Linked DNA regions of Homo sapiens: region 2 is linked to region 1. A link is a contact called in ENCODE Hi-C data. All regions are on one chromosome and are shown on one strand. Each heading gives the region's core, a stretch centred on a gene start or an enhancer-like site at or near the end of the contact. The rest is flanking DNA. Distances are from core to core; before and after follow the strand shown. Region 1 overlaps NPAS3 (neuronal PAS domain protein 3). Region 2 overlaps NPAS3 (neuronal PAS domain protein 3).

What was found. A loop is a pair of places that touch in the nucleus more often than their neighbours do. Pooled maps may share reads with other maps.
Region 2: a loop to region 1 is called in a map of mammary epithelial cell, with 3 times the contacts of the local background. The contact joins two enhancer-like sites. A Hi-C loop is called at or near these places in 2 of 168 maps with a recorded cell type or tissue (MCF 10A and mammary epithelial cell) and 8 of 50 pooled maps.

What each region holds. Positions count from the first base shown.
Region 1 is chr14:33,225,401-33,233,328 of GRCh38, forward strand. The region is part of intron 3 of NPAS3 (neuronal PAS domain protein 3); the gene reads left to right. Among named protein-coding and RNA genes, the nearest start is that of NPAS3, 290 kb to the left of the region's middle. Within about 2 kb of position 4,316, at least 2 of the 41 ENCODE cell types and tissues checked have a DNase peak (open chromatin) inside an H3K27ac peak, as active enhancers do.
Region 2 is chr14:33,790,222-33,798,149 of GRCh38, forward strand. NPAS3 (neuronal PAS domain protein 3) reads left to right here. Exons shown (of 12, transcript NM_001164749.2): 10 at 3,676-3,823; 11 at 7,236-7,360. Among named protein-coding and RNA genes, the nearest start is that of SNORA89, 85 kb to the left of the region's middle. Within about 2 kb of position 2,655, at least 2 of the 41 ENCODE cell types and tissues checked have a DNase peak (open chromatin) inside an H3K27ac peak, as active enhancers do.

The sequences.
Region 1 (7,928 bases), core at 3,066-5,565:
TAAAAGGCAAGGTTAGAAAGCCAAGACAAAACCTAGTTATAGAGTTCTATAACAGGAGTCAGCCAACGTTTTCTGTAAAGGATCAGATAGTAAATAATTTAGCTGTTGTTGGCCATAAGGTCTCTGCTGCAACTGCTCAGCCCTACTTTTATAGTGCAAAAGTAGCTATATAGACAAGCTGTAATGGAATGCATTTGGCTGTTTTAATAAAACTTTATTTGTGGACATTGAAATCAAATTATGACATGTCATGAAATATTATTCTTAAGAGTTTTTTTCAACTATTTAAAAAATTAAAACAACAAGGACAATGCATTCTTAGCTTGTGGGTGGTACAGAAACAGGTGGCAGGCTAGATTAGACCTGCATGCATGCCATAGATAGCCAACTCCTGTTGGGACCATTAGAACTGGAGGTGGACTTAGGTACCTATTTTAGAAACCATTATGGTAGAAAGCATACTTTGAGTTGTAAAAGGTCGATTCTTGTATTTGTTTAAAACATATTGCAACAACAATGAATGGCCAGAAATATGTTTTTTAAAAAAATTATCTTCAGTGCTAATGTATGTACATAAGTCTATTTGTCATGATGGCTGTCATGACTAAATTATGTACCAGCCAGGAGTGTGATGTTGGCATGTTTCAATAGCTATCCATAGATGTATATGCATTGTGTATGTCACCGAAAAAATTAAGTGAAAAGTCATATTAAGTCAGTGGTATCATTTGGCTTATTACTTTTGGCAGCTTTCTCACTTTAATATAGCAAATGATCCAGACTAAGGCTATTCACATAGTCTTTTTAAATGCATGATCTTAATGAAGAGAAGCATGATGAAAACATTGTCTACACAGGACTATTGTTTGGTCATTTTGACGTGGCTAATCAAACAACTGATCAGTTTAGGTTAATTAATAGTTTTGATTTATTTTTCCACATAATTTATTAGTTGTCTTCCTGATCCAACTGATGGTTTAAAGTATGTTGTGACTGTAACCATCATTAAAAATCATTAGAAATAAGATGTTTGAGATCTGTGTATTTAGTGGTATTATTATCAGCAATACAATGAATAAAATTGGTAAATCTAACCTAGTTTTTTGCGGGTAAAATTTAACATATCTCCAAAACCAATGTCTATATAAAATGAATAAATGTGGCTAAATTATATAACATAATATAATTTTCATAACTTACACTCAAGAAACCAAATACAGTTGCTAGGAAATAGCTCCTGTGGTCTTCTGCTGTTGCCCATTGGGAGCAGTCAGTCACCAGGTATTGGCTGAGTGCTCCAAGGGTGAATGCTACCGTACTAAGTGCTTGAAAGACACTAAAATTCAGTGAGTTCATAGGAATAACTTCCCAAAGCACTACAGATACTTAAATTTCAGTAATGTTTTGTAATTAAAGCATATTATTTACGTATAATTTTACAGTTTGGGAAATAAGACTGTTGAATATCAGCACTGATGATAAAAACAGACTGTGTACACAGTTTGGGTTTTATATAAATACTTTAAAATATTGGCTTTCTTCTATAAAAATAGATGAATACTATCCAGGTTTTTACAAGAATTTTAGCATAAAAGCAAAATTGCTATTATTTTCCATTTTGAAAAGAGGCATGAAGATAACATTAAAAAATATGTAAAATGCAGTATGTCCTAGAGACATATGAAAGGAAGCAGGGATGTTGATGCAGGTAAGCCTCATTTTGGATGTTCTCAGGGACGTTTGTAAAGTGGTGCAGTGATATTTGCTTAGCTGACACCTGACCTAAAGTGCTTTTCATTATATCTTCTATGGATACTGAGCTCCTGAAGTTGCAGAAAAATCTGTAACAAGTTGTTCAGCCTCTGCTATGTTGTGATTCACATCTGGTAGGCAATCAGACTCAACCTCCTTGTTGTGAGTCAGTGACTGAATTTGTTGCTATACGAACAACTCCAATTGGAAAACTAAAATAATACTTTTACTGAGATTAGAAAAGGGGACTCTTGCTAGGGTGTCTTAGTTTGGACTGCTATAACAGAATACTATAGATGGATTGGCTTAAACAACATTTGAAAAAAAAATTTCTCACAGTCTGGAGGCTGGAAATCCAAGATCAAGGTACCAGCATGGTGAGGTTCTTCGTGAAGGCTATCCTCCTGGGTCACATAGCCATTTTCTTGTCATATCCGTACAAGATGGAAAGAGAAAGAAAGATTATGTCTCCTGTGTCTCTAATCTCATTCATGAGGGTTCCGCCCTCTGTGACAATTACCTCCCAATGATTCCACCTCCAAGTACCATCACAATGGGGATTTTGACTTTCAACATTTGGATTTTAGGAGGGGACACAAACATTCAGTTCATAACACAAGGAGTTCTAACAACCTGTAATAAAGGTACAGTTCATGTATCCCAGGCTAGAGAATCCAGCAAAATGTAGGAATGCAGTGAAAATTAATCATCCCGGTCATTTTAATGTATCTTCAGAATGGCTTATTGGTAGTAAGGTTTTCTGGTCAGTGGAGTTGAACACTCCTGAGTTCAAATCTTTGGGACTGTGAACACATTTTTTTGCTTCAGTTTTCTTGACTGAAAAAAATGGCATAGTTGGACCTGTGAACCCAGCTTGTCTATACCGTCTACTGCAGTGAGCTGAGATTGTGTTGGGAGGCTTATATTCACATAGGAACTTTCAAAGGTATATTAGGATTCCCGTTTGTGATTTTTAGTACACATTCTAATTAGGGCTTTTGTTTTTAAGATTATGGTTTTAAAATGATATTAATCAGAAGGAAGAGGTAGCTCAACATGCACAGTTTTTTGGGGGAATTCTAGCATGTAAAAAGTCTTAACTTGTATCATTTGATAAAGTGGAGGATATTTGAAGCATTTCTTAGATGATGGGTGATTTGGGTGTGTTTTGGCAGCTTGATGTTTAATACTTAACGAGACATGTAGAAGTTGATTTTATAAACTGTTAATGTAGATATTTCATTGAGTTGATAGGAAAACAAAAAAATTCTTAAAATATACTGCATCTGAAAGGAAAGGCCAATTTGCTGAAACAGTGAATAGAGCTGACATTTCCTTTCTCAGAATTTTGGCTTAATAGATATAATCTTATAGTAGGTTTTAAGATATCAATTTTTTGTTGTCATCAGGGATCCGAAATGGGTTATTTTCTCCTTTAATTTACTCACCTATTCATCCTCTAAATATTTGAATATTTATTATATTGCAAGACTCTGTACTAGGCTCTCTGGGGGATGCAAAGTGGGGGAAAAAAGCGAACCATCTCCTCTAGGAGTTTATAAGCCACTAGGAGGGAGTGACGCATTCTCACCAAATAATAAAGTAGGGTATTATTCATGTTGAAAGAGGTTTAAGCAGACAAAGTACTGTGGGATCCAGGATGATTAACGCGAAAGGAGAAAAAGACGGTAGTCCTTATTACAGTTTTAAATAGGTGATCATAATGAATATGTATACAGTACTTTCAAAATAAAATATCGTATTATTTTCCAAGTAAATTATTTTTTGAACCTCTACTTTGAAGTATTTGCCAGGTCTATATTTTAGATATCCGTTGGTGTTGGGGAATTTATTATGCATAAATATAGTTAAATATTTGAATGTGATGACATTTAATGAGAATTGTGGCCCTCCAGATGTAAGGTAAACTCACGATGGTTTTTCCTCTCAGAAAAGTATTTTAAACAGGATACCCAATGCCATGTAGAACACAGACTACTCATGCATATCTCTGTTATCTGAATATACTTACCAAACAACTAAAGGCATGAATCACATACCATACTTATAAACAAGAGCTTAATCAAACATACTCTTTTAGTATCTTCTCTCTGATAGCTTTGCTTTTCATAGAGATGGAAAGAGAGAAGTTTGAATGAAGTGTATTTTTAAGTTGTGAAATCTTAATGTATGTAGTTTGTAGAAAATCCCTTGGCATCTAAGACCTGAATATAGAAAGATCAAAAGAGTAGCTATCATCCAGGGAGCCGGGAAGTCGAGTGGCCACAGTTCAAGCCTGCTACTGAGGCAGGGCTCAGAGTCACGTGCTCACCTTCCCGCCCGCTCACATGCATCTCACTTAAAGCCTGTATTTGCGAGGGAAGACTAGACGGTGCGAAAGAGCATGTTTTGTACTTTTATTTCATTTAAATTAGCACAAAGGGAGGGAACAATTTTGCTTCACATGTGAAGTCAGTCATTTCTTGGGTTGCTAGCTCAATGTTTTAGCAGAACAGCTGTTCTGTACAATGTGGCTTTCTGCAAGCAATATTTCTACTGCTAGAAAAGTGGCAGTCTGCCAAAGAGAGTGCCCAGACCAACCCCTAAACAAAAAAATCTTTTGTCAACGACTCTAATAATTTGTACAATTCAGGAAAGGGGGGTTGCACAGTCTTTGCAGATGTGCATTTATGATGCTATTTTTAAGCAGAGCAGCATGAAAGAATAGATTCATACGAATTGTAAGTTGATCATTCATTTTAAGCATTTGGCTTCTGCTCCTGCTAAAATTTCATTCTGTGGAACGAAAACACAGCCAGCCCTGAAACGAGGTAAGGCAGGGTGTGACAAGATGAAATTCTTCATTTTCAGACCTGTGATGCCTGCTGAAAAACAGAAAGCTTTGGGGTCTTTCTCCCCAGCTAAAGAGATAAATGCAGTTTGCTGATCCCCTCACAGCAGAAACTTGTTATCCTTCAGCATTTTGAGGAAATAAACTCTTAATGAGCCTGCATTCTTTTACAGCAGTCCATTCTCTGAAAATGAGTTTAAGTGCTGAAGGAAATGCCAGAAGCGTTTACACAACCAGCGCCAAACTATTATGTGTTAATTCTCTGTAGTTTAACATCATAGACACCATGCAGTTTTTCTGGTATCAAAACCTGGTCTGTTTTCAGATCTGTCCTCTGTGCTCTGGCTATCCCAAATCTACAGCAACAGACTCTGCTAGCTTTGAACCCACGGATGGAGTTAAGAAAATAAGATGATTTCCATAAATTAAAGACCCTTGGAAAGAACACTCAAACTTCTACTAACAGCAGAGGATAAAATCTGATAGAATCCTCATCTTTTATTTTTATTCAACAGTACACCTAATATTTACATAAAAGAGAATTACATCTACTCTAGATTATTAAAATATGAAATCATATACTCCAAAATGACATAACATTTAATACAGACTTATTCTATAAGGGTGACACGGAGCAGAGAAGACCATAGAGTATTTTAAGAGAACACAGTAAAGTGAACTGTAGAATGTTCACTGCCTTGATCAAAGGCTTTCTCTAATTCTGAGTTGGGACTTTTGTTATTCTTATTTTTCTTTTAAAATATACGTTCTTTTCATATTCTGAATAGGTGTGAAAAATGCTCAATTAAATGGAGTAAATGTCGTATTAAACCAGGGGTATTTTTGCTCCAGTCAGAATGCAAACCACTTATGTTCATTTTCTCTGTCCCCTGAAACTGTTACCTTTTATGTATACTAATGAAAAACACAAACCGTGATTGTGGGAAGTTGCTAAAATTGCATTATTTCACTCTACCAATGCAGATACGCTTCTAAAGATAGTCATTCAGGTGACCTGCTAGATCATACTTCATTGTTACTCAAGTGTTCTTCAAATATTCCTTCAGTTTAATAAGGATTTACACTGAAAATTACAATTCTGTTTGCTCGTGCAAGCTTGCCAGTGCAGGGTTACTACACTTTGTGAAATGACAAGTCCTGGACAATTGTTTATAAAATATTTTATAAGTTCATAAAAATCACAGTTTTTATATATCAGAGAAATTCTCTTATGTAAAGGATTTCTATAGCAATTTGTATTTTGTAAAATCAGTTATTTTGCTAAAGCAATTGATGACTCCCCTCAAATATATATTTTAGGTTCATATTTTTAACGTTTAATTTTTCTTAAAGTAATGGAATGAAAAATCTATAAACAATAAATTTGGGCTGTTGATTTGTATTTAATAGCTATATATTCCAGGAAAATATTGGAGACACAAAATTATTCATGTTATATTCCTGTGAATTTGCTTGAGCCAGGTATGACTTTTTGGTTTAGAGCCTACACTTCTTTAATGTTCTAGTATGGTGATCTATGATCATTCTTTACACTTACACATTACCGTTTCTAAAAATCATAGAATTCACATGCTGCTCTTTATAGCAATTTTAATATTAATTGGGTAGAAAAACATGCAAAGATACTACACATCATTACATTTCATTTCTTATAAAACCTCATGAGATGAGCATCATTTTTCTTTCTCGTATGTAGAACTCTCTTTTAATTATTCCTGTTCTTTATGTGCAAAAGATATCTAAGTAAGGGGGAAAAGAAGGGGTGTTCAAAGACTCTTTAAGTAAACTTAGATGCTTTGTATATTGACCAGTTTTTCCAAATGAAATGCATTCACTTTGGCCCTTGACGTAGGCAAATGGTTCAAGAAGCTCAAATCCATTCATACTAGCCTCTGTGCAAAAAGCAAGAAAAACTCAAAAATCATTTTCTATAAATGCTTATCTATTACAATTCATGTAGATAGTCCTATAGAGAGAATTGGTATGTATTTCATAATAATACCATGTAGTCTTATCAACCATTAGGTAATGATTACATTTCAGCACATTCTAGCCAGAACCCCCCAAAATAGATTGAGTGACAGTAGCAAGAAGACAGTTGCTTAGATTGCGGATCCAGCTGATGTCAGTAGTATTGTTTTTGTTAGCTTGTGAGTAAACTCCACAAGAAGAAAACATTCAGATCCAGTCCATAAACTTCTCTCTAGACATAACCAAGTTGCTGGGCCAGCGTGGACTCAGATTAAGAGTGTGGGTGCTTTGGACGGATTCATCCCCACAACAGAGCTTGTTTCCTTTGTTTAACAAGTACTAAACTACACTTGCACACTTCATCACTCACTCTTAGTTGTTTATATGTTGAAACCATATTATGAGATCATACTTTCTGAATACACTCAATCTGTTTTTCATAATTTGACATTCTACTGTGGAACAGTGAGATGACTTGCGCAGTGTTAAGTAGTGTCAGGTTTATAATCTCCCAATATCTTTAGTTCTTTACTGAATTCATTCCCTTCTTCTGCGTTGCTCTCTCTTTTGAATTATGTTTGTGGCAAACCTCACCCTTCCTGTGATTAATGGGTGTTAAAACAGTGAAATCGGAGTTCTCAGATTTTGTTCTACAATCACTTCCCTTAGCTTTCGTCTACTTCTACAATACTATTCTTTTCCCCTTCTCTATTTGTTCCCTATTTAAATGAGTCCTATAAGTTACTACATTTCATGGTCTTGTTCAAAGAATTGCAGAGCAAAATTGTCGAACAGTAGTAACATTTTAAATAATGATTAAGCAATGCACAGAAAAGCAGCCAGTGCAAAGCAGATATTTAAGTACAGGTTTCTCAGAGACATTACAATTTCACTTTAGTTTCTAGGGCGAGTAGTGCTGGATGGTGGATTTAGGGGCGGAAGAAAACTGCCCATTGCATTGTAGGCCACTTATACCCCATATGTATAACAAACCTTACATCCAAATCACTTATATGCTATGGATCTCTCTGCTGATGTTAGTCATCTGATTTGCAGAGAACTAGAACTAATAACCTTTTCAAATGTTATCAAATGATGACAAATCAAATTACTTAAATGATGACTGATCAAGTATTTGATATTTTAATTTTGAATGAATCTACCTCAAGGACTTGATATTTCCCTTAGTTTGAGTAAAGACCACAAATGCTAAACAGTCACATAGTTCATAAATTTCACAAACAATGAACCCCGAATGCTATAAATTAACTTTATTTACTGACTTTAAAATAAATGAATGGCCTTTAGCATAGCTATAGACATAGCAAACTAA
Region 2 (7,928 bases), core at 1,405-3,904, 560 kb after region 1:
TCATATCAAGTAACTCACGTGGTGCTTATTTTTGTTATTCCCGCAAAAGGAATTTTATGAAATAAACTTATTCAAATATTCTCTCCTTTCTCACTGCTTAAACCTAAAACTTGAAAATAAAAAACAACAGCCACTGGATTGAAGAGAATCAAAAAAGTTTTTTCTGTGTTTTTCAAGTTCTCTAATTTATTACACACTAAAAATCCTTTCAAACTGGCACCAAGGTGGCTTTTCTTCTTGAGCTGATTAGGACCACATGAGTTCAGGAAAAGCTGTCAGATCCTGCCTCTGGCGCAGCTGGAATGATCCAACTGATTTGCCAGTATGACTTTTTTTTTTTTTTTCCAAGGAAAGAAGCTTCATCCCAAAGTCATAAATTTACATTCTGGAGGCCCAAGCAAAAGGTATTTCTTTTTCATTTTTTAAAGAAGCTAAATTCCATTATGATTTCTTTTTTCTTTTTTTGAGCCAGAGTCTCGCTTTGTCACCCAGGCTGGAGTTCAGTGGTGCAATCTCAGCTCACCGCAACCTCCGCCTCCCAGGCTCAAGCGATTTTTGTGCCTCAGCCTCCCTCACAGCTGGGATTACAAGTGCACACCACCACACCTGGCTCATTTTTGGATTTTTAGTAGAGGCAGCGTCTCACCATGTTGGCCAGGCTAGTCTCGAACTCCTGGCCTCAAGTGATCCATCCACCTTGGCCTCCCAAACATTATGATTTCTTTTACAAGATCTGTTGCAAACCAAAAGCAACTTGGGTGATTTTTTGGTAAACATGTTGTCCCAACTCTGCACCGTATCTGTAGTTATCTAGATTCCCACTGGCGCTTGGGGGTCTCATTCAGAAAACACCAATCCCTAGGAGAGACCAAGTGAGATTGCCTACCCTTTAGGAATTCTGCCTGTCAGACTGGCCCAGGGTAAAACCACAGGTCAGTCAAACTCGTCCTCTTCAGCCGCCCACGGTGGGCTCCCGAACCTGCTTTGTGGTATTCACCACAGGAAGTCAAGGGCTATCACGTGGCTCCCCGACTCCCCAAGGAAGCCGTGAGCCATTCCCTTCCCCTTCAGTCTTTTTACAGATACCTCCTCACATCAGAAGTCACCTGTCCTGCCCCTCTCATATTTAGCTCTCCTCTCTTGCTAGCTGACCCTTGGCCTGGGTGATAAAGAAAGCTGTATTATTATATTCATGGGCCCTAACAAACGAGTGCTGGATTTATCTTCTCAGGAAACACAGATCCATTTAGGTAGACCCAGAGTCATCCTACTGTAATTCAAAAAGATGACACCATACGGTCCCTTAGCAAAGAAGCCTTTCAGCCCCCTTCGCTACACATACGTGCAGACCACTGGGGAGGCCAAACGTTTGGCTGGATGTCTATTTCCAAATTGGGATTTTATTAAGAGAAAGTATTATCAGGAAGGAGGGGGTGATCTTTACATTGATTCTGCAGATTCTAATTTGATATTATAACTCCTTTATCCCTTTGCCCCTTTTGTATACTTTGTAAAGTGGAGATAATTCTTTTTAAAATTTTGCCTGCTTTTGGTCAAATTCTAGTCTAGAACTCCCAGGCAGGCTGTGCTGATCTGGCCTGCCATCTCAATGTATTCTTCATGTGATTCTAAAAAGGGGCTTCTTAGTCTCTTTGCCTTTGTTAAACATACTAGAACCATTTGGAATTATTCCTCATTCCAGACACAAAGCAGACAGAATTATACCCCCAACCACTGATTGGGGTGCTGTAAGTTTTCTCTGTGAAAATAGTGGACAGAATTATATAACCCATCGTTCCTCTGTTAATAGTTAACCAGGTTGAGAGGATTTGAATAAAAGCACATCTTGTTGCATGCAACAATGGTTTGACAGAAGAGCTGTATGGCAGAGTTAGTATTTTACTGCTTTCAGCTTCACCACGCAGTTTTGTAGCCTGGGAAGCCATGCATGCAGAATGGCAGAACTTACAATTGCCTACAAAAGGAGAGTACAATGCAACCTGTGGAGCCACGCCACCAAGAGAAGGTGACAGTTCCGGGCCTTCAAAACACCCTAAACTGGTGAGGAGTTTCAGAATGAAACTTGTTATGATTTGAAACACTCATCAAAGTGAGGCTTTTTCAAGTAACAGTTAAGACATAATTACCAAATTTTACAACGGTCCCGTTAGTGTGCTGTGAGAAAAAAAAGGAGAATGGAAGAAAACCTTCCAAGTTTATATGTTTATGGATGTAATAGATGGATGTGGCACTTTCAGAGCCAGGAAGAGTGGCTCAGGACAAGATGAGAAGAGCTTCCACAGCCTTAAACACAGCCCTTTTCCAAAGTGACTTCCCTTCACACCCATCCACCCCCCTCCAAAAAAAAAAAAAAAAAAAATCTAAATGTACTTCATGAAACTGTTGTATATGAAGCACTTATTAGCCGTAATTAAATGGACAATATGAATTTACTACGTCTTTAGGACTCTGGCTTGTTCTGGTTTAGAGCAAGATGATTAATGCAAATACATATTACTTGAGATAACCATTTAGCAGCTAATTTAGCCAAATTTATTACAGCAGTTAGAGGTTTTTCATTTCAGCAGACGGAGGCAAGGACATGCCAAAAGTGGGCGACGTAGATGAGTGCACACTGCCCTCTAGTGGCCAGCCAGCCGGTGAGCTTTCGCGGGGCGCCGAGTTGCTGCGATCCGCAGCCAAGTAATAACAGCAGGTTTTCCACATTTCCGGCACCCTTTTAAACCATTCCCATCCACAGCACTTTATTTCAGGGGATGATTTACTGTGCTTTCCCCTTTTACTAGCTCAGGAGTACCCAGATACAAATCAAATCAATTTCAACTTGGCGAGATTTTGGTTCAAGTATCATTTTTAACATCTGCATTTTAAAGCTCTCTTTCAGTGGGTATTTAATGGCACCGTTTCACATTACTGATTGTTTTTACTTGCTCCTTCATTTGGGGCCATATTTCAGAGTCTGTGTGGAGCTGTCACTCTGTTTGGCTCCAGCCAAGTCAATTCTGTGCCTCCCTTAGGCCAGTGTTTCTCTCTGACTCCACTGGGGAATTTATTTTGTTCCAACATTCAGCGAAGTCTCACCAGAATCTCCCCCGACTGACCAGTGTAAATTTAGTTCATCGGAGGACTATAAATTCTGTTAGACAAGATCAAAAGGAACAGACATATAAGGACGCGGGTTGAGATTGCTCACACGGAGGAGAAACGATCAAAGACGAGGGGTAAAGCATCTTTGGAACCATTCAAATATCCAGAATCTCAAAGAGGTCTACCTCCAAGCTATGAATAAATCACATACAAATTTGCCTTTCTTACCATCTGATGTCAAATCCATTGACAATATCCACACCGCATTAGGTGTTCTGTGAGCCAAAGAGATTTGTAGTCCTTTTATTCTTTTCACACCATGGCTGCCCAAAACGGAATAAAGTCTTGCTACAAATGCCAGTAACCCTGGCTCCAGAGCTGCCGCTCCACTGAATTGATTTCATTTGTCCTACTAATGGCATTCTATATTAAGCATACAGAGGGTCACCCTGGCTTGGTGTAGGTCCTCCCATTTTTAGGCTTAAGGTTTTGCAGAGATAAAAAAAAAAAAAAAGTTATTTGATCCCAGTCTTAATACAATGCCTCTGTTTTGTTTTTTTTCGCCAGTGCTGAATAAGGGTCAGTGTGTGACAAAGTACTATCGCTGGATGCAGAAGAACGGAGGATATATTTGGATACAGTCCAGTGCCACCATAGCTATTAATGCCAAGAATGCAAATGAAAAGAATATCATCTGGGTGAATTACCTTCTTAGGTATATTTTCTACTTCTTTTCTATTTCTGTCCTGGTTATAAAATATGCCATATAAAATATGGCTATGGTTAATAGCCGACATGTTGTGAATATTATCTTTTGACAGTACCTGGTGTGGAATTTCATGGCAATTCTGCTGTTCTTTCCACAAGATTCAAATAAATGTGAGAAGATCAAACTATGTTGGAAGGGACTTGCAGGAAAGATTTCAAGATTTTCAATCATTCTTGGTCTGTCAACATTTGGGCATCTCTGCAGAAGTTGCTTTGGTTTTCCCACAAATGCTTAGGCCAGAATAATACAGACTTCAGCCTACAGCTGAAGCATTCAAAAAGCATCTCCTCTTCCCCAGCACACACACACTCACACACTCCAGTTCTTGTGGAAATGAAGTAAAACAGAGCGGGAGAAAAGTGGCAGGGAACATTATATTCCTCTTATATTTCTTCCCTTTGATGCCCTTAGCATATTACATAGGGTTTGACTTCCTGGGCATTAAAGTTTCGGTAAACAAAGTGAGTTGCTTTGCCGGAATCAAACAATAGCGGTGTAAAAAATGAAGGCAATTTTTTTTTTTTTTTGGCCCACTGCTTTGTGATCTTTGGCAAGCTTTACTGCTCTTAAAATGTGTCCTTAACAGTCTATCTGCAAGTGAGCCCAAGCTCAACTGCTTCCTAAATTCTGGTGTGAGACACCATTTCTCTCCCCTTCCCAGTCTACATTCTGCCTTTGGATTCAAACTAGCAGAAAAGTAACCAAGACCCACAGATTGGGCCATCTTGAGTTTGGGGGCAGGCTTTCTGGGAAGTTCTCCACCAATCCTGCACTTGGCCTGGCTCCCTCCCACCCCCATCATTCTGGTCTTTGGCTTCTCCTGGCCTAAAGCCACCAAGCAGAGCCCACACGTGGTCTGAGTAGGAAAATTTCCAATAGGTCTTGGGAATGGAAGTTGGTGCCCTTTGGCTGATAATTTAGACAGGGAGTACCTGAATCCCATTTTTCTTTGAGACAGCCAAGTGGAGCTGGGAAGCTAACAACCATGGCTCATCAGCACACTGGCCCTTCAGAGTGTGTTCACATACTTTGGTGATGACTTGAAGGCATGAATGTGCTTGCTACCAACAGCATATCAATCAGACACTAATGATTATTGCTCTAGAGAGGGCCTTAATGTGCACCACTTAAAAGAGTCTTCATTTATCTACTTTCTATTTCCTTTTTTTTGACCTCTTCTGCTCTACATTAATTCTCTCTAAAGGTAAAAGTATGTGTATTGAGTGTGGCTTTCTCCAAGGCCTGATTTCCGTGCAAAGTCTCCCCCGTGTTTGTGATGTGTTCAAGATGAGTTCTGATATCAAGGAATCCTTGTACATAGAGTTTTATGGAATAATTACTATAGGGAATGCAGGTGGTTATAAAAACTCACATGCCAGACAGAAAATGGAATAAGGTCTTGTGGCACTGACATTCTTTTGCTAGGCAAAATGATATTGTGACAAGGAGACCCATCACCAGTAAGAATTAAACGCTGGAAACAGGCACCCTAGGGCTAGCAGTGTCTGGCTCCCATGTTGATGAAACATAGATACTGAAGTCATCTATGTAGTTGTTACTCCCATTCTCTGAGATTTCTTCCTATCTGGATCTTTCTTACTGCCTCATCAGCCTCATGACTTCCTCCTCTGCCCACAAATGCAAGGAGTAAGAAGAGCTAAGCAATCAGTCTCTGAATACCATTGATCTAGCCTAGGATCCGATGGTACAAACTCATGAGCTTTGGTGATTCTATTCCATCAAATCCCATATGGATAGGAAGGAAGTTTAGGTATCAAAGACCAGTCTTCAACCTCAAAAGCTTCAATCTCAGGCATAGAAGACCTGTTTTAGCTGACCTAAAAACACTCCCTGAAGTCAATGATAAAGGACTGTAAATTGTAGGGCAAGTGATCTGTGAGCCCCCAAAGAAGACTAAGGTAGATGGGCTTTAGCAGGGGAAACTCCACCAAGACAGCCATTTACTGGTATCACCTCTATAGGGTAAAGATCTAGTAAGAAAATGATGTGGCCCTGGCAATATAGCAACTACAGAAGTTTGGTTTTCTTTCCCACATTCTTGTCTATTATTCTTCCCTGAGCAATACTTTCACATCACTTCTTCCTGCCCAGAACCCTTGCACCCAGGCCCCAATCCAGGCTTGTCCTTCCCTGTTCTGAAACTACTGCTCCTCCAGTCTTCTTCCCATTCCCTCGTGATACTTAACAGAATTATAGACTCAGAGTATTCAGAGACAGAGTCCACCTTCCCACCATTAGTCTCATCTGATTATCTAGAGAAAGCTTTGCTGCTGAAGCTAATTCACACGAAGGAGTAAATGCCTGATAATCCATTTTAGTGAATTACCCCTCCCAGGAACATTTGCAGTTTTAGAGTAGTTACTGAAACAGTGACTCTTTACTATAGGAATTTCGCTAGAGATTAGCAAATGAGTCAGTAATCATCAATTTTAAGTCTCTGCTTGGCTAGCCATCATGGAAAAATCGAAGAGGCATTTCCCATTTTGAAGCAGGAGGATTTCCTTGTGCCTTCAGATTACAGGAGCCTACTCTCCTCATCCATCAGGTGGCCTTGGAGTGGCATTTCCAGAAGACAGGTCAAACTGACTCAACATGCTCTCTCTTCCAAAAGAGCCTTGTTTCCAAACTAAAAATAGAACAAAAATTAAGCACATTTGTGCAAGTGAGGTTAGATCCCTTCTGTTAGGGCCTCTTTCACACTGGGACTCTCCCCACTGCAATCAGATTTCCAGCTAACAAGCCACAGGTGTACACCACACGAGCAGATGAAAATGTGATTGTAATGGGTGTGTTGACAGTTTGGTAGCCATAATCCATGCATCCCAAGGTGCACCTGTGCATCTGTCAGATAGGCACCAAAGGCTCTGCTGCCCCACCAATAGCGTGGGAGCCATCTGAGCGGCTGAGAAGCTACATCAAGGGCCCAAAACAAAGGTACTGAGGCCATGGACTCATTAGGAGCCCAAGAGAAGACACGACACACCAGGAGACATGGGAATGAATTGTTGAGAGTACTTCTCATCCTCCCTTCCCCCAGGTGTACTGTCAAGCAGCACAGTTTCCTGACCCCCAGTGGTACCTGATTATTTAAAAGCTTCTCTCCATGGCTTTCAGGGATTTGGGTATTCGATCATTGCAGCAGGGTGCACCTGTGCCTTGGCACATGCAAGCCAAGCTTCCATAAAATCCCATGAAGAGCTGAGAAATGATTTCATGTTTAGTCTTTGAAACTTTCTAAACTCCAGAAGTCTGGGACAAAGAAGTGGGGGAGAAGATGGTCCAAACAAACCATGCAGAATGGGTGTCTGCACTCCTGACCAGTGCCTCCCTTCCACAGCAATCCTGAGTACAAGGACACACCCATGGACATCGCACAGCTCCCCCATCTGCCGGAGAAAACTTCCGAATCCTCGGAGACATCCGACTCTGAGTCAGACTCTAAAGACACCTCAGGTATTACAGGTATTATTCCTTCTTTTCCATGTTCTTCAGTGAAGCTTGCCCACCACGCGCAGGGGGTGGGCAACAGCCAGAGGGCCATCATCAGAGGCAAAGCAACTGGTCACATTTCAGAGAGACATATGTCACATCAAGTTATTACTGAGTGTCTGCCTCTCTCCAGACACACATATATATAATTGTACACCACTACATACCTGTATGTACTATATAGGTATATATACACACAATACATATAGATATGTAGTGCTGGATAAATACATCTGTGTGTGTGTATATATATACATATATATATATATATGTTTTTGTGTGTATATATACTCACAGAACAAAGAGATCTTTTGAGATCTGACAGATCTCTTTCTTTAAATATACAGAAAGAGATTGATTGCTATTAGCAATCACTTAATGTCAATCCACTGGCCATACAGAAGGAGCCCTGCTCTAACCTCATAGCTAGCTCTCGGCCTCTACTAAAGGCAGGTACTAGGGCCAGCTCCAAGAGAGTCTGTGACTTTGAGCCCCAAATATTCACATTCCCACCAAGCTGGGACTGAGCCTCTAAAGTAGG